Regions from separate parts of the Homo sapiens genome. Here region 1 is linked to region 2. A link is an interaction called in ENCODE POLR2A ChIA-PET data of the cell type or tissue named here. Cell type or tissue: GM12878. All regions are shown on one strand. Each heading gives the region's core, and the rest is flanking DNA. Links, peaks and the distances in the headings are about the cores only. Region 1 overlaps RGS9 (regulator of G protein signaling 9). Region 2 has its middle 8.5 kb from the start of LRRC37A3.

Evidence for each region. Peaks named below come from ENCODE experiments on the same cell type or tissue, not always from the same donor. Only the 100,000 strongest peaks of a DNase experiment are listed, where the experiment ranks them.
Region 1: POLR2A ChIA-PET joins it to region 2 with 7 read pairs; 3 of 35 experiments call an interaction of 5 or more read pairs at or near these places.

The regions. Positions count from the first base shown.
Region 1 is chr17:65,149,885-65,159,257 of GRCh38, forward strand. It overlaps RGS9 (regulator of G protein signaling 9), which reads left to right. Exons shown (of 19, transcript NM_003835.4): 2 at 3,538-3,634; 3 at 8,411-8,461. Among named protein-coding and RNA genes, the nearest start is that of RGS9, 17 kb to the left of the region's middle. RefSeq lists an enhancer at 5,392-5,551. In GM12878, for the core only: no CTCF peak of the experiment used is centred there; DNase peaks (open chromatin) are centred at 5,169 and 5,479; H3K4me3 peaks cover 310 bases; H3K27ac peaks cover 1,630 bases.
Region 2 is chr17:64,923,258-64,932,630 of GRCh38, forward strand. No RefSeq gene overlaps it. Among named protein-coding and RNA genes, the nearest start is that of LRRC37A3, 8.5 kb to the left of the region's middle. RefSeq lists a silencer at 6,534-6,828. In GM12878, for the core only: a CTCF peak has its summit at 4,461 (motif pointing right); a DNase peak (open chromatin) is centred at 4,484.

The DNA.
Region 1 (9,373 bases), core at 2,940-6,939, 230 kb after region 2:
AAGAAAGTCCCATGGAGACTGAGTGCTTTTTCTTTGGACTGCAAGCAAGCACCTTCAGATCATGAAAGGATTTTGTAAATTGTAATGAGCCAGACAGTGTTGGGAGATGTTGTTTAATTCAGTGCCAGAAGACTAATGATGGTGTAAGCAAGGTGGCTAAATGGAGGGGAAGCAGGTAAATGGATGAGATGTTTTACTTTGGGTAATGGCGGGAATGTGGACAGACTTGGTGTGAGAGCAGCCATCCACGTTGATGTCCAGCTGCACGCAGCAGCCCAGACCTCAGGAGAGAGCCCTGGGCCAGGTGAAGGCAGGAAAGGGCTTTGTTTCCCGCTGCTGGTTCATGTTCTGTGCTTCTGCTTCTGTGGCCCTTCCACCTAGAACACCCTCACCCATGCTCCTTTTCTCTTTCTGCTTCCTACTCCTTGCTAATCTTTGTAAAATTCAACCTAGGAGGCTGGGTGCAGTGGCTTATGCCTGTAATCCCAGCACTTTGGGAGGCTGAAGCGGGTGGATCATTTGAGGTCAGGAGTTCGAGACCAGCCTGGCCAACATGGTAAAACCCTGTTTCTACTAAAAATACAAAAATTAGCTGGGCGTGGTGGCGGGCACCTGTAATCCCAGCTACTTGGGAGGCTGAGGCAAGAGAATCATTTGAACTCGGGAGGCGGAGATTGCAGTGAGCTGAGATCATGCCACTGCACTCCAGCCTGAGCAACAGAGAGAAACTCAGTCTAAAAAAATAAAAATAAAAATAAACCTAGGAGGAGTCCTTCTCTCCTGCCCAGCTCTAGGCACTGCTGTGTTCACATGACACCATAGACTCACCCTTGTCATTGCATGTTCTGCATTGTCCTAGAATATCTTTGCACTGGTCAGTTAGATCTTTGGGCTCAGGGACCACAGCTTCTCTCTGGTTTCCCAGAGTTGATCATGACTGTGCCTGGATGTCGAATGACCAGCTGACCATTGGCAAGCACATCTGGGGCAGGGGGAGTGGACAGCTTTCCCGTTAGTGAGGGCTTTTCCAGGGGAACATGAAGTTTGAAACCTCTGCACATGAAGCTTTGTCAAGATCAGTAGCAAACAGCGAATAACAAGAGAAACACCTGGGTTTTCTCTAGTCATCTTTGTTGACTAGTGTCAAACATCCAGTTTGTTTAAAAAAAAATCCTTCACGCCAGGTGTGGTGGCTCATGCCTATAATGCCAGCACTTTGGGAGGCTGAGGCAGGTGGATCACTTGAGGTCAGGAGTTTGAGACCAGCGTGGCCAACATGGCAAAACCCTGTCTCTACTAAAAATACAAAAATTGACTGAGCATGGTGTCATGTGTCTGTAATCCCAGCTACTCGGGAGGCCGAGGTAGGACAATTGCTTGAGCCCAGGAAGTGGCGGTTGCAGTGAGCCAAGATCGTGCCACTGCATTCCAGCCTGGGCGACAGAGGAAGACCTGTCCCAAAAAAAAAAAAAAAGAGTCCTTCAGCTGATATTATTTCCATTTGATTTTTTCAAGTGGGAAATAATTTTTAATAATAAAAATGAAAAAAACAACTCTAAAGATAGTCAGGGCTGTCCCTGTGGCTGCCTTCCTGCAGTGCAGGCTTCCTTGGACAGTTTGTTGATTCTCTTTAGCTTCAACTCTCCCTGACATTCATGGCTCTAATTCATATCTCTGACCCTGTCTCTTCTGAACCTGGGGCAGTCATTTCCAATCACCTCCCAGACATTGTGGGAATCTCAGAAGCCCCTTACAGTCGACCTTCCAAGGCAGACACCTTTGCTTCCAGAAGTGGCTTCTTCTTTGCATTTTCTAGTTTGGTAACTGGTAACTCTGGTCTTATAAGTTATAAACCTTGGCATTATTCTGTGTCACCCTTAGTGAACCTTTCAATCACTTGCAAATGCAGTTTATTTTCGCTCTTCCAGGGCTCTGAAAGTCATGCCTCCTTACCATCTTCCTGGCCACTGCCTCATTTATTTATTAATTCACACATCACTTGCTTACTGGGTACTATCTATGTGGCAGGCATGCTTCCTGACACTTGACATCCAGCAGCAAACAACAACAGAAAAAGACCCCCAGGAAGAGCTTGCTTTCCAGGAGCTAGGGGAGATGCACCACCGACAATGTATTAACTAGGTCAATTATTTTGTATGTTTGAAGACCACACATGCTCTTGAGAAACGGAGCAGGGCGTCAGGAGTGCCAAGGGTGGAGTTCAGGGTTGCAGCTTTAGGAATGGTCAGGGTGGGCCTCCTGAGACCATCAGAAGGGGAAGAAGGTGAGGAGGGAGCCAAGTTGGTCTCTTGCGAAGACTGGCCCAGGTAGAGGGAAGAGCCAGAACATGGGACCCGCCCAAGGCTGGCTGGGAGTGTCCTTGGTATGGCTGGGGGAAGGAAGGTGGCCAGTGTGGCTGGATCAGAGGGAGCCGGTGGGGAGTGGGTAAGAAAGAAGTCAGAGAGGAAGGGGGTCCCGAACATGTAGACCAGTAGGGGAACTTTATCATTTACTTGGAGTCAAGTGGTCCTTGCAGTGGAACAGCCACGCAGAAGAGTGACATATTCTAAAATAATGGAAAGCCCATCTGGCTGCTCTGCTGAGAATACAAAGAGTGGGAGTGTTAAGGGTTGAAACGCTGTCATTTCTTTTCTTTTTTAAAAAGAGACAGGGTCTCGCTCTGTCACCCAGGCTGAGTGCAGTGGTGCGATCATAGCTCACTGTAGCCTGGAACTCCTGGGCTCAAGTGATCCTCCTGCCTCAGCCTCCCAAGCAGCTGGGAACTACAGGCATGTACCACCACGCCCAGATAATTTTTAAGTTTTTCGTAGAGGCAGGGTCTCACTATGTTGCCCAGGCAGGTCAGAAACTCCTGGGTTTAAGCGATCCTCCCGCCTCTGCCTCCCAGATTTTGGGATTACAGGCGTGAGCCACTGTGCCTGGTCACTGTCGTTTCTCACCTGGGCTGTATGCAATAGCTTTGAATAGGTCACTGCACTTTTTTCTACCTCTGCAAACTTCTTCACACTTCAGTGTTCTTCTCTCTGTCATGGGCCAAATTTCCAGAACGCTCTCTAGGAACAGTCACTGGAATAAAATCCACACTGCAGGGGTGGCTTTGAGGTCCATGTGGTCTGGCCTCCACTGGCTTTTCCAGCTGCAACTCCTGCTGTTTTCTGTTCCACTAACCCTGGGAGCTGTCATCCTTCCATGCCTTTGCCCATGGTGTTCTATCACTTTCTGTTCAGCAAAATCCTTTCTTGTTAAGCTCCATCTTTCCTTAAAAGCCACCCCAGAATCTCCCAGTCAGGATGAATCTGCGAGTCTTCACATGCAGGGATGGGATCTGTGTCTGTGGAGCACACCTTAGTCCTGGTTGCATTAGAGTCACTCAGTGCCCACCTGGCTCCTGTACCAGATGGGGAACCCCTGTGTCCACCTTTGCATTTTGAGGTCCCTCTCAGTGCAGTGGAAATTGCCCTGCACAACTTTCAAAATTGTTCTCGTCAGTCGGCTTTTTCCTGTTCTGTCTTGCAGATTGAAGCGCTCGTGAAGGACATGCAGAACCCAGAGACAGGGGTCCGAATGCAGAACCAGAGGGTCCTGGTCACCAGCGTTCCTCATGCCATGACAGGTGATGTAGCTTGCACTTTAGTCTTGGCCTGGAATAGACCCCACAGGCCCAATACGGCCCACCTCCTGTGTTTGTAAAAAACTTTATTTTTGGCCAGGTGCAGTGGCTCACGCCTGTAATCCCAGCACTTTGGGAGGCCGAGGCGGGTGGATCACAAGGTCAGGAGATCAAGACCATCCTGGCTAACACGGTGAAACCTTGTCTCTATTAAAATACAAAAAATTAGCTGGGCATGGTGGCAGGTGCCTATAGTCCCAGCTACTCGGGAGGATGAGGCAGGAGAATGGCCTGAACCTGGGAGGCAGAGCTTTCAGTGAGCAGAGATTGCGCCATTGCACTCCAGCCTGGGCGACAGAGCGAGACTCCGTCTCAAACAAAACAAAACAAAACAAAACAAAGCTTTATTTCTAAATAAAGTTTTATTGGAACATATCCATGTTCACTCATTTATGTATTGTCTATGGCTGCTCTTACACTACAATGGCAGAGTTAAAATATATAGTTGTGGCCAGGCACAGTGGCTTACACCTACAATCCCAGCACTTTGGGAGGCCGAGGCAGGTGGATCACCTGAGGTCGGGAGTTCGAGACCGGCCTGACCAACATGGTGAAACCCCATCTCTTCTAAAAATACAAAAATTAGCCAGGCATGGTGGTGCATGCCTGTAATCCCAGCTACTCGGGAGGCTGAGGCATGAGAATCACTTGAACCCGGGAGGCGGAGTTTGCAGTGAGCCAAGATCGCACCACTGCACTCCAGCCTGGGTGACAGAACAAGACTCCCACAAAGCTGAAATGTTTATTTACTATCTAGCGCTCTACAGAGTACATTTGCTGACTCCTGGACTAAAGTCTTCCTCTGAGGAAGGGGTCAGGAGGGAGAAAAGGACTCAACAGGTCATTTCTTGAAGCCATTCCTCCCAGAAGGTCATTTTAGAAACCTTCACTGTCATTTTTTGTTTTGTTGTTTTGTTTGCTTTGTTTTAATGAAACCAAGTAGCAGAAAAAAAAATACTATTTAGCAGAAAAAAGTTGGCCTTTGTTTTGCTCCACCGTTTACCTTCTAATTCATTTCAGGCCCTTCTCAACTGCCCTGTGGGAGTGGTGCCACTGTCTCCTCTCTGTGTGTGGGGGTGAGGTGCCTACAGAGCATCATTTGGGGATATTGGCAAGAAGGGCTGGACGCCAATATTAAGAGAGCATTTTGGTTAATGTGTTACCTGTTTTCTGATCTTGATTTTGCAGTAAAGACAATGTTTCATACTTAGGCGTATTGCCTGCAGAAGCAGACAGCTTCTCATAGCCCAAGCCCGGGCCTCACCACGGCTGTGCTCAATGTGAGGCCTCCCTCTCTATGCCACCCCTGACCTGACTATTTATTTTTCACTCAAGGTGCCCTAGTCTTTGCAGAGACAAGCTGGCTCACAGCTTCCCCTTTCCCTTTCTGACTGCTTAGAAGAAAGGATGCCCCCACCAGCAATGTGTCACTCAGGTTTCCTTGCATGCAAGCAACAGAAGACCCACTCTTTTGTTGGAGCAAAAGGGGAAGTAATTGAAATGCTATAGAGCAGCTCATGGAGGAAAAGGAAACACTGACAAGCCAGACTTTGGAAAGGCCAAGAACCAGCGTAGCTCTGGGCACCCAAAGAGTGGAAACAGGGGGCAGACTTTTCAGGGTGCCTTTGTGTCCCCCATCACCTCAGATGCAGCTGGGGCAATTCTTCCTGAAGGCATCCCTGACCCTGTCCCCCTCCCTGCCTTTGACTGTCATTAATTTTGGCCTGAATTCTCTACTGGACTGGGGCCCTTTAAGGGAAAGTACCTTGTCTTGCTCATCTGGGTAATCCCAATGCTTCTCAGAGCTGTGTTTGTAACAGATGGTTAGTAAAAGTTTATTGAATGCATGAGTCACTTATTGTCTGTCCTTGTGTGGAGAGTGAAGGATTAAATCCTTCAGGTGTCTTTTCTAGCTGTAGCCCTGGTCTCAGTTTACTTTCTCCATTGTTTTTGTTTGTTTGTTTTGTTTTGTTTGTTTGTTTTGAGACAGGGTCTCATGCTGTCTCCCAGGCTGGAGTGCAGTCATAAAATTATGGCTCACTGCAGCCTTGACCTCCTGGGCTCAAGTGATCCTCCTGCCTCGGTTTTCCAAAGTGCTGGGATTACCAGCTTGAGACTCCACAGCTGGCCAGTTTTCTCATTTTTAATGCAAGAATGGCAATCCCTCCCTAAGGGAACGAGTGCAGGAAGGAAGTGAGAGAGTTCTGTGCAGGTGCTGAGTATGCAGTGGGTGCTGGATGGTGGTGGTAGCTAGTGCTTTCCCACACATTGTCTGTTAACACTCACAATAAAGTTAAGGGTAGATATGACTGCCCACTTTTTGCACATGGGGTTATGGAGACCAAAGAGTTTCAGCAACTTGCCTTCATGTCCTTAAGCTCATTTCATGAGTGAGCTTGAATTTCAGCCCAGCAATGTGACTCCAGAGTCCATATATATATTTTATTTTTACTTATACTTTTTTTTGAGACAGGGTCTTTCTCTGTTGCTCAGGCTGGAGTGCAGTGGCACTATCTTGGCTCATTGCAGCTTCTGCCTCCTGGGTTCAAGCGATTCTCATGCCTCAGCTCCGGAGTAGCTAGGATTACAGGCACCCACCACCACATCCAACTAATTTTTGTATTTTTAGTAGAGATGAGATTTCACTATGTTGGTCAGGCTGATCTCGAACTCCTGACCTCAGGTGATCCACCCGCCTCGGCCTCCCAAAGTGCCGGGATTACAGGCATGAGCCACCGCGCCCAGCCCAGAGTCCATATTCTTATCTACTGTCAGTTGTGCACCAGCTGCTTTCCTTCCCTGCACACGGGGCACACTTGGTTCCTGGATTTGGGCGAGGTCGCCCATCCTGCCATGGCTTCCTTGTTCCTCCTGCACAGGTGAATTCCAGCTGCTGTAGAAACAACACAGGGAGAAGCCCTGGTCCTGCAACAACAGCACCGATAAAAAAAAATTATTTAACTTCTTGGACGGCAGGCGTCCCAGGGCTTCCTCGGGACAAAGGTGGCTGATGCGGGAGGCTGAGCAGCCTGCCAGGCTGTCAACGTAGACCGCGTGGTACAGATGCTGGTGGCACCATAATCTCATTTGATCTATTTCGGGAGGCAGTCAAGTGGATGAGAAAGCCCTCGGCTCCTCGGTGGAGAGAGCTAATCAGTCTGATGTCTGCCTAGGTCTGTCTCTCTGCCTGCGCACCACTGTGTAGCATTTAAAGAGAGAGACTTGGTGTGGAAAGTCTAAACACCCAGTCCTAGGAGTTTAGATGAAGGATTTTGCTTTTGAACAGCCATCCAGGAGTGAATGATGCTAAGAGCAACAGAGGGAGAACCATGGAAAGCCATGACAGTGTGCATGTGGACACTGACAGAGATCATGGCTGGACATTTGTGTCCTAGGGTGTGGGCATGAAGGGAAGAATTACAGGTTGTCTACACCCAGCCATGGTCGTAGGCAGGCAATTACGCCCAGAGAGCGTGTATATGGGTCATAAGAAGAAATGTCCCTGCACCGCCTCCGAGGAGGGAAGTATCATTGGCAATTATCCAGACATAAGAACACAGGGAGTGGAGTCTCAATCCTGGCCCTCTTCTTTGATGTGTTATGTGGGCCTGTTTCCATGCAGACAGGCTTCCAGCTTGGCCTTTGGAAAGCAGGCTAAGATTGCTGGAAAATGTGACCATTGGCATCTGCACGATGGTATCTGTGATGCGGTGCTTCGTTCCAGGGCACCTTGTCTATCTTCTGAGATGCTATTACCTTGTGCCTACGAGCTGTACCTTCTGCTTGTGAGGTGAGAGGGCCCAGGCTGAGGGAAGGGGCTCAGAGCTTCTGTGGGGTCGTACGGCAGCTCTGGGCTTGTTGGTGGAACTTGGCTTGCCTTGACCCTTAGATAAATCTGAATCCTTGAGGGGAGCAGGTGGGTGGGACGGGTGTACGGGTGCACATTCTCTCCTGGCCTCTGAGCCCGCCTCTCCTGCTGTTTTTCATGCCATTTTTTCATGTTTTTTTGTGTGTTGTTCCCAAGCCAGCCCCTAAGATTTGCAGGGCCTGGGGCGAGAGTACACATGGAGCCTTCATTCCATCATCTAAAGTTATAAATCAACTAGGATAGGTCCCAACCTCCTACCCTGACAAAAGTACCTTCACAATGTCATGGAAGGCCAGGTTCAAGTTTAGAAGTTTCTGACTCCTCGGAGTTCTGCCTGGGAACTTGGGGAGTTGGAGAGCCGGCCCCAGCCCTCAGCCTGTCCTCTTCTCATCCCTGTCTCTGTTTTACTCCCAGAGTCCCAGCTTGGTCCAGAGCCCTGCAAACAGCTTGCCTCGGGTCTGTTTTGTGTGTGTGTATGTGTGTGTGTGTGTGTTTAGACTTAGCCTATTTACTATCCAGTTAGTGAATAACAGACCATGTACAAGTTATCGTCAGGTAAAAGATCAATACAACAAGAGATGTAAAGATGAAGCGTGTGTGTATGTATGTGTGGGCTGGGGGTGCGTGCGGTGTTAAGTTGCACATCTGCTGGAGTCAGATCATGGATAGCCTTGAATTACAGGCTGCAGAGCTGGGACTGAGCATGATGAGGTGGGGGTTTCTGAAGGTTCTGAGCGAAGAGGAATGAAATCGCAGCTGAACGGGAAGGAGACCAGTCAGGCAACAGCGTGGAGGAGCGGGGATGTGTCAGGAGGCTATGACAATAACCGCAAATGTCTCTTGTTTTTCAGGAAGTGATGTTCTGCAATGGATCGTCCAGCGGCTTTGGATCTCCAGTCTGGGTGAGAGCTCATCTGGCACTCAGTTATCCGGGACAGCTTTGTGTACAGCACCATGGGAGAAACTAAATAGAGACTTAGCCTGTGTTTCTGAGAAATTTACATTTTAATTGGACAGACATGACCTTCGTGTGTAAAAGTACCAGAATCAAAAGCAAAGGCAGGATAATTTGGGGACGAAAGAGTTATTTTGTACAAAATATTTAGAGCATAAATAACAGGGATAAGTGGGGAGGACTCAGTCAAGAAAGTCCTGGAGGGGGTGCTGTGTATAGCTGGTCTTGAAAGAAGTGATGCTTGTGAATTGGTGAAGAGGAGCTCTGAGGGTCTTCCTATAAGGGGACACTAGCAAGAGCAATGGTTTAGAAATGGAATGAGTGGAAAGTGGAGGAGTGACAAGGGAGATTGAGAGTCATGGCTCCAGATGGCTATGGAGGGTGGCAGAGGGGTGGAAGAGCACCTGCAGATCTGGGAGATAGGCAATAGGAAGCCACAGGCAATTTTTGAGCATGGCAATGTGCCTGATAATCATATTTCAGCTAGGGTGCCTCGCAGTGTCAGGCCTCTGAGCCCAAGCTAAGCCATCATATCCCCTGTGGCCTGCACGTATACATCCAGATGGCCTGAAATGAACTGAAGAATCACAAAAGAAGTGATATTTACATGGCCTGTTCCTGACTTAACTGATGACATTCCACCACAAAAGAAGTGAAAATGGCCAGTCCTTGCCTTAACTGAGGGCATTACCTTGTGAAATTCCTTCTCCTGGCTCATCCTGGCTCAAAAAGCTCCCCCACTGAGCACCTTGTGACCCCCCACTCCTGCCCGCCAGAGAACAACCCCCCCTTTTTCCTTTACCTACCCAAATCTTATAAAACAGCCCCACCCCTATCTCCCTTCGCTGACTCTCTTTTC
Region 2 (9,373 bases), core at 2,396-6,395:
TATGTCTTTTCAATTTCTCTTTTTTATATTTTACTCTCACTTGTATGTTCTTGAAGGGAGAGGGAGGATCAAAGTGTGCGCCCGCTATACCATCTTGGTTTTCCCAAAATCTGTCCCACGATGTTATAAAAATATATGAACTAGGAAATGAAACTCAAGGTTTTCTTTCTAACCAAGGAAGAAGTTCAGTCTCTCTCTATAAATAGAGAAGGGCTGTTGAATAATTTGTCACATTGCTTCTCTTTTGACTTTATAAGACTAGATAGTCTATAGACAGAGAAACAGTTTCATTAAACCAGGGCCATTCAGGTTTATTTGGTAAAATATTTGTGATATATTTAAAAGCTTCCTGAGGTACTCATGTAATGATTGTTACTAGTATAATTGGTGCATAGGGCTGGGTGACCCTGCAAAAAAAGAGGCACAGCAAACTTTATTTCAGGTACAGATGGACCTTACCTTTAGGCAAATCCTTGAAATTTTGGCGTGGGGAATCAGGTTTTTCTGTGGGTTTTTTGTTTGTTTTTGGCTTTTCATAGACAGCTATATGAAGTCTCTGCTTTAGAATCTATAAAACTATAGCTTCAGAGGCTGGGCGAAATGGCTCATGCCTATAATCCCAGCACTTTGGGAGGCTGAGGTGAAAGGATCACTTGAGGTCAGGAGATCGAGACCAGCCTGGCTAACAGGGCGAAACCCCGTCTGTACTAAAAATGCAAAAATTAGCCAGGCATGGTGGCAGGCACCTGTAATCCCAGCTGCTTGGGAGGCTGAGGGAGGAGAATCACTTGAACCCAGAAGGCGGAGGTTGCAGTGAGCCGAGATCATGCCACTGCACGACAGAGCGAGACTCCATGTCGAAACAAAAAACTGTAGCTTCAGAGATTCACTTAAATTATCATTTATAGGCCAAGAGAGTTGTGGCTCACAGCCTGTAATCCCAGCATTCTAAAAGGCTGAGGTGGGTGGATCACTTGAGGCCAGGATTTTGAGACCAGCCTGGGCAACATGGCAAAACCCTGTTTCTACAAAAAGGAATTTGCTGGGTGTTGTGATGCACACCTGTAGTCTCAGCTACTTGGCGAGGCTGAGGCCAGGGGACTGCTTGACCCCAGGAGGTCGACCCTGCAGTGAGCCATGATAGCACCACTGTACTCTAGCCGGGGCGATCAAGTGAGGCCCTATCTCCAAAAAAAAGTTTTGTTTTGTTTTGTTTTAACAGGGTCTCACTTTGTCATCTACATTGGAGCACAGTGGTGCCATCACAGCTCACTGAAGTCTTCACCTCTCAGGCTTAAGGGAGCCTCCAACCTCAGCCTTCCAAGTAGTTGGCACTACAGGCATGCGTCACCACACCTGGCTCATTTTTGTATTTTTTAGTAGAGATGGGGTTTCACCATGTGTCCAGGCTGGTCTTGAGCTCCTGGACGCAAGTGATCTTCCGCCCTCGGCCTCCCAAACTGCTGGGATTACAGGTGTGAGCCACTGTGCTGGACGAATTTTTTTAAAGAAGGAAAAATAAAATTAATTCGGCCCTTCATTAAAAAAATTAAAAACTCTTTAAAGGAAACGTGGGCTAAGTTATTTTTCTGAGAGACTATAAGATTTGGGAAGAAAAATAATCATGATGAAACGTTTTGGGAATATTTTTGGTATTTAAAATTATTGTAGAAATTTATAAATGTGTCAGATTTTGGCTGGGCACAGTGGCTCACACTTGTAATCCAAGCACTTTGGGAGGCCAAGGTGGGCAGACCACCTGAGGTCGGGAGTTCGAGACCAGCCTAGCCAACATGGTGAAACCCTATCTCTAAAAGAATTTTTAAAAAAATTTTAAGTCAGATTTTAAGAAATATTCTTATGGCTGGGTACAGGTGGCTCATAACTGTCATCCCAGCACTTTGGGAGGCAAAGGCAGGCGGATCACTTGAGCTCAGGAGGTAAGTTACCTGGGCAACACAGCAAGACTCCATCTCTACAAAAAAAAAAAGTAGCTGGGCATGGTGGTGAGCACCTGTAGCTACTTGAGGGGTTAAGTCAGGAGGATCACTTGAGCCTGGCAGGTCAAGGCTATAGCAAGCCGTGTTTATGTCACTGCAGTCCAGGCAGGGTGACAAAGTGAAACTCTTATCTCCAAATGAGAAAGAAATCCTCTTGGTCGTAGATATGATTTCTTTACACCAAGTTTGTTCGTGGATGCCAATCACAATGGGTTTGTCCCTAGGGTAATATAGTTTGCTTTGATCATTTCCAAGAGTAAGTTGTACTACAGGATAGCAGAAGAGATGCACTTAAAAAGTATGGCAAAATGCATATTGAGACAATAGTATGTTGGCCAGACACAGAGACTCACGCTTGTAATCCCAGCACTTTGGGAGGCTGAGGTGGGTCACCTGAGGTCAGGAGTTCAAGGCCAGCCTGGCAAACATGGTGAAACCCTGTCTCTAACAAAAATACAAAAAATTAGCTGAGCTTGGTGGCACGTGCCTGTGGTCCTAGTTACTTGGGAGGCTGAGGTGGGAGGATCACTTGAGCCTGGGAGGTGCAGGGTACACTGAGCCGAGATTGTGCCACTACACTCTAACCTGGGTGACAGAGTGAGACCCAGTCTTAAAAAAAAAAAGAAAAAACAAGATGCAGTAAAGAAGCCGACCAAAACCAAGATGGTGACGAAAGTGACCTCTGGTCGTCCTCACTGCTCGTTAAAACTTTTTTTTTAAAAATATGAAAAGAGGCTGGGCCCTGTGGCTCACACCTGTAATCTCAGGACTTTGGGAGGCAAAGGCAGGTGGATTGCCTGAAGTCAGGAGTTTGAGACCAGCCTGGCCAACGTGGCACAACCAAAAATGCAAAAATTAGCCAGATGTGGTGGCACACACCTGTAATCCCAGCTACTTGGGAAGCTGAGGCAAGAGAATTGCTTGAAGCCAGGAGACAGAGGTTGCAGTGAGCCGAGATCATGCCACTGTACTCCAGCCTGGGTGATAGAGCAAGGCTCTGTCAAAAAAAAAAAAAAAAAAAAAAAAAAAGCCTGGCCTGGTGGTGCACGTCTGTAGTCCCAGCTACTCGGGAGGCTGAGGTGGGAGGATCATGTGAGCCTGGGAGGTCCAGGCTGCAGGGGGCCGTGATCCTGCCCCTGCCCTGCAGCCTGGGTTATACAGCGAGACAAAAGAAAAAAGAAAAAAGTTAGTGGTAACAGGATAAACTACATAACCGTATATTATTCCTTCACATTCATGAAGCAGGTCAATTTGAAGCTTGAGGACGACTTCCATTCCTCTAGGTGAATCTACCAAGAAATGCCTTGGTAGAGCTAGGAGTGCCAATGGTATCAGCAAGGCCAGCCTGGTTCCCTGTGATTCATGGTAATTCTCACTATGACTTTGACATGATGTTCCTACACTGTGCCTATCAACACTTGTAGACACACTGTATAAGCGTTTGTTACATTTACTTTTTCTTTTGTCATTAGGTCTTTTATTACAGAGGCCACTGTGCACTCCACAATCACACACTTACACAGCTCCGCCTTGCCAGGCAGTGTAGACCCTGCCAAGCAGTGTAGACAGATTCTGGATAACTATCTTTGCATCCTTCCCCATACCATGTCCCAGATGTTGAACTGAAGCAGCTCCTTCCATGTTCCCTACCCGTTAATTAGCCAGGCCGCTGCCCACATTGTCACAAACATTATATTAACTGAAAAACTGGCCCATGCCATATTCCATTATGAGAAATTATTTTAAATTCGATTAAATTCCAATGTTTATTCAGAAAACCTGGTAGAGATTGAATTGCTCTATGTACCTTTCTTAGTTTTCTTCTTCATAGCATATTTTGACCATTTATCTTCTACACCTGGCTGACCTGCATGGTCCTTGTAGTGTAACTTCTACTTGGTGTTTGCGCTTTGCTTTGTTTTCAAATTTAAATTGTGAGATACATTTTTAAACCTATCTAAGAAATAGCCCTGATATTGAAATGGCTTCTGTGGAATAGGTTTGACAGATGTAAGTCTTTGATTCTTTGGCTTTGGTTTTTGTGCTTGTTACAGTTTTACACACATTCATTCAGAGGAAGACATTACCATCAATGTGTTGTTTCTTTTTTCAAATTCCAGTATGTTTTTAAAGACCCATATTTCACTAAGCAGTGTACTTGTTGAAACTGATGTGAGTGACTTTATGTTTCCACATGTGATAGAGCATCAGATACTGGAGTTTGCCAGGGGTAGAATGGTTGGATTCAGGAATGTTTAGCTGACTCATAGCAGGAAGTTACACTGTAAAAAAATGAAGCAAGGCAGGGAAGACAGATTTAAGTACCATGCAGCTCAAAACGACAACTACATTGTCATTTTCATTGTGAATACTTTTAGGTTCTATATTGGCTGTGATCTTTGTACTAACTGGTATTATGGAGAATGTGTTGGCATCGCAGAAAAGGAGGCTAAGAAAATGGATGTGTACATCTGTAATGATTGTAAACAGGCACAAGAGGGCAGCAGTGAGGAATTGTACTGTATCTGCAGAACACCTTATGATGAGTCACAGTGAGTTCTGATAAGAGCATCACATTTAATAATTTAGGAAGCCAAATTGCTCTGACTGGTTACTTATTTACTTTAAAATAAAAAGCAGATTTTTTCTACATTTGTTATACACTTACGTTACAAATTCCTTTTCATTTTTTTTTTCTCTTTTTCCCTTTTTACCTACCCTTCAAAATTTATCTTGCTTCATAGTGAATGTTTGAGACACATTGGGGAAAATGTGGTTTAATGGTAGATTTGATTCTTCAATATGTAACATAGAAATTAATGAGATTAAAATAGCCTGACTTGTTTGGACTTTATCAGTGTTTGAAATGGTGCTTTATTGCAGGTTAGAAAAACACTAATTTGGGTATAAGCTTTGAGACTCTGTTATTACCTTACAGGATTTTGAACTCCCATATGGTACAGTACTAGTTGAAAGATTTGTGACTTGTTTTCAGCTTTAAAATCAATTGAATGTTTCATATTTATCTTTAAATTGGTTCTCCAAAATTACAGTGTTCTTATAAATTTTTTTACTGCTTGTTCTTAACATCAAAAATACTAAATTAATGTACTGGAATGTCGATCTTGAAAGTATTAAAACCATAATACTAAAACTATTTTATATCCCAGGGTTTAGCAAATTTTCAGGTGCATGCTTTATTATAAGTAACATCATCCCATCTGTTTTGAACTCACATTTCCATTTCAGATCTTGCAGATTTTTTATTGGCCGTGATCGGTGTCAGAATTGGTACCATGGGTGCTGCATTGGCATCTTGCAAAGTGAGGCAGAGCTCATTGATGAGTATGTCTGTCCACAGTGCCAGTCAACAGAGGATGCCATGACAGTGCTCACACCACTAACAGAGAAGGATGATGAGGAGTTGAAGAGGGTGCTCCGTTCCTTACAGATGAGAGCCCCTCTGTGTGCAGCATTTGAAAATGAAATCAGCCGGCATAATTTTGGAAGCATTTCTAGGATTTCAAGTTTCCAATGTTAGGATTTCAAGTTTCCAATCTTAGAGTGATTATTTACTGACTCTCAGCTAGTCTAGTGAAGGGCTTGACAAACTTCAGTCCTTCACATACCAGTGTCATGAGCTTTATCATATCCCCACACCACCTCAGCTTATCTAACACTCAGATAATCTAACGTGACTCACTTCTTTATACATTTTATTTTTAAAGAAACTTCCTCTCACTCCCATGGATTGAGAAACAGTATGATTAGATTATAGTTATTATTTTCCTTATGAAAGACAGAAAGGGGGCTGGGTACGGGGGCTCACACCTGTAATCCCAGCACTTTGGGGGGCTGAGGTGGGCAAATCATGAGGTCAGGAGTTTGAGACCAGACTGGCCAACATGGTGAAACCCCATCTCTACTAAAAATACAAAAAACTAGCCGGGTGTGGTGGCGTGAGCCTGTAATCCCAGCTACTAGGGAGGCTGAGGCAGGAGAATCGCTTGAACACAGGAAGCAGAGGTTGCAGTGAGCCAAGATAGAGCCATGGCACTCCAGCTCGGGTGACAGTGCGAGACTCTGTCTCAAAAAAAAAAAAAGGAAAGAAAAGAAAAACAGGATAGGTATGGTTTGCAGGATTAGCAAGTGATACAGATGTATTGAAGACATAGAAGGCCAGTGTGGTTGCTCACCCCTATAATCCCAGCACTTTGGGAGGCCAAGGCAGGAGGATCACTTGAGTCACTTAGTTAGAGACCAATCTGGGCAACAAAGTGAGACCCCATCTCTACAAAAAATAAAAATAAAAAATTAGCTGGGCATGTTGGCACGCACTTGTTTATCCAGCTACTCGGGAGGCTGAGGTGAGAGGATCACTTGAGCACAGGAGGCTACAGTGAGCTATGATCGTGCCACTCCACTCCAGCCTGGATGACAGAGCGAGACCCTGTCTCAAAACAATGGGGGGAAATAAAAGGATATAGTGCATTGGATTGAAACTTTCTCCTATTTTTATCATAATCACAAGAATTGAAGAAACTAAAAAGGGAATCGTAGTCTCAATGTGTGGTTGAATGTTATCTAACATCACATCTCTGCCACCTCATCATTAATCAGCTGTGGTAATGATTCCACACTTTGAACCCATCCCACCTGTTTACAGAAGCAGTTGCAATGCCAGCATCACTCAGTGACAGCTCACCATGTAGGGCCCAGAATACTGCTTTTGTGACTTCTAAACTTGTGTTCCACCCCCCACACTGTGGGGAAAAGAAAGAGAGATCAGATTGTTACTGTGTCTGTGTAGAAAGAAGTAGACATAGGAGACTCCATTTTGTTCTGTACTAAGAAAAATTCTTCTGCCTTGAGATGCTGTTAATTTATAACCTTACCCCCAACCCCGTGCTCTCTGAGACATGTGCTGTGTCAACTCAGGGTTAAATGAATTAAGGGCTGTGCAAGATGTGCTTTGTTAAACAGATGCTTGAAGGCAGCATGCTCCTTAAGAGTCATCACCACTCCCTAATCTCAAGTGCCCAGGGACACAACCACTGTGGAAGGCCGCAGGGACCTCTGCCTAGGAAAGCCAGGTATTGTCCAAGGTTTCTCCCCATGTGATAGTCTGAAATATGGCCTCATGGGAAGGGAAAGACCTGACCGTCCCCCAGCCCGACACCCTTAAAGGGTCTGTGCTGAGGAGGATTAGTATAAGAGGAAGGAATGCCTCTTTGCAGTTGAGACAAGAGGAAGGCATCTGTCTCCTGCCCGGCCCTGGGCAATGGAATGTCTCGGTAAAAAACCCAATTGTCTGTTCCATCTACTGAGATAGGGAAAAACCGCCTTAAGGCTGGAGGTGGGACATGCGGGCAGCAATACTGCTTTGTAAGGCATTGAGATGTTTATGTGTATGTGTATCTAAAGCACAGCACTTAATTCTTTATCTTTTCTATGATGCAGAGACCTTTGTTCACGTGTTTATCTGCTGACCTTCTCTCCACTATTATCCCATGACCCTGCCACATCCCCCTCTCCGAGAAACACCCAAGAATGATCAATAAATACAAAGGGAACTCAGAGGCCGGCAGCATCCTCCATATGCTGAATGCAGGTACCCTGGGCCCCCTTATTTCTTTCTCTATACTTTGTGTCTTTTTCTTTTCCAAGTCTCTCGTTCCACTTAACGAGAAACACCCACAGGTGTGGAGGGGCAACCCACCCCTTCACCACACCAAGGTCTTCCGACCAGGCTTTGAGTACCATTATTGCAAAGGAAGCTCATCTTAGGTAACTTATTACTAGAGCAGAAATCACCTAATGTAAAGTATTTCATGTATCGCATTTAAAACTGACTTTTGGGTTCATTGATGTAGTGACTCAACTGGGAATCTTAAATGGAATTAGTGTTTTCACTGACAATAAGAATGCCTACTTTTTCATTATAGGCCCATAAGATGTCCCGGCCTTTCCTTGAACCAGTAGACCCTAATGATGCACCAGATTATTATGGTGTTATTAAGGAACCTATGGGTAAGTACATGAGTTGAATATGAAGTTTTTTCAGAAGTCTCAGTGGATATTTTATTAACCACAAAATTAATATCTTAGAATACTTTTAGCAAGGCTGGTGGGGGTATAAATTGGTATGGTCACTTTGGAGGGTAAATTGATAGTATCTATTACAGTTGAATTGTGCATACTCGGTTATTTTATTTTATTTTTTTGAGATGGAGTCTCACCCTGTTGCCAGGCTGGAGTGCAGTGGTGTGATCTCACCTCAATACAACCTCTGCCTCCCAGGTTCAAGCGATTCTCCTGCCTCAGCCTCCCGCGTAGTTGGGACTACAGGCACGTGCCATCACACCCGACTAATTTTTGTAGTTTTAGTAGAGACGAGGTTTCACTATGTTGGCCAGGATGGTCTCAAACTCCTGACCTCAGGTGATCCGCTCGCTTCGGCCTCCCAAAATGCTGGGATAACAGGCATGAGCCACCGCGCTCAGCCCCCCCAGTGATCTTCCTTTGAGGAAAAGCCACGGGGTGCTTTCTCTCTTCTGTAGCAAGGAAGATGGTTTCTAAGAGGGTATTTTAAAGGCAGTTTACCTAAAATAAAAGTGAAAGGCCAGGCAAGGTGACTTATGCCTGTAATCCCAGTACTTTGGGAAGCCGAGTGGGGAGAATAGCTTGAAGCCAGGAGTTCAAGACCAGCCTGGGCCACAATATGAGACCTTGTCTCTACTACCAAAAAAAAAAAAATTAACCAGGCTTGGTGATGAGTGCCTATAGTCCCAGCTACTTGGGAGGCTGAGGCAGGAGAATCACTTGAGTACAGGAGTTTGAGGCTGCAGTGAACTATGATCGAGCCACTCCACCCCAGCCTGGGTGACACAGCAAGAACTTGCCTGTTTAAAAAAAAAAAAAAACTGAGGCCAGGTGCAGTGGATCACGCCTGTACTCCCAGCACTTTGGGAGGCCAAGTGGGGCGGAGCACGAAGTCAGGAGATCGAGACCGTCGTGGCTAACACGGTGAAACCCCGTCTCTACTAAAAATAACAAAAAATTAGGCGGGCGTGGTGGCAGACGACTGTAGTCCCAGCTACTCGGGAGGCTGAGGCAGGAGAATGGCATGAACCCAGGAGACAGAGCTTGCAGTGAGCCGAGATTGCGCCACTGCACTCCAGCCTGGGAGACAGAGCGAGACTCCGTCTCAAAAAAAAAAACAAAAACAAAAAAACTGAAGGATAAGCCCAGCTAAAGTATCCAATTTTTATTCTCAGCAAAGGAATTAAAAAATAAATGAATATATATATAGGCAAGGAAGCAAGAAAAGTAGGCAGCAGGTTATAGACCAAAAACAAGAAACTACAAAATCT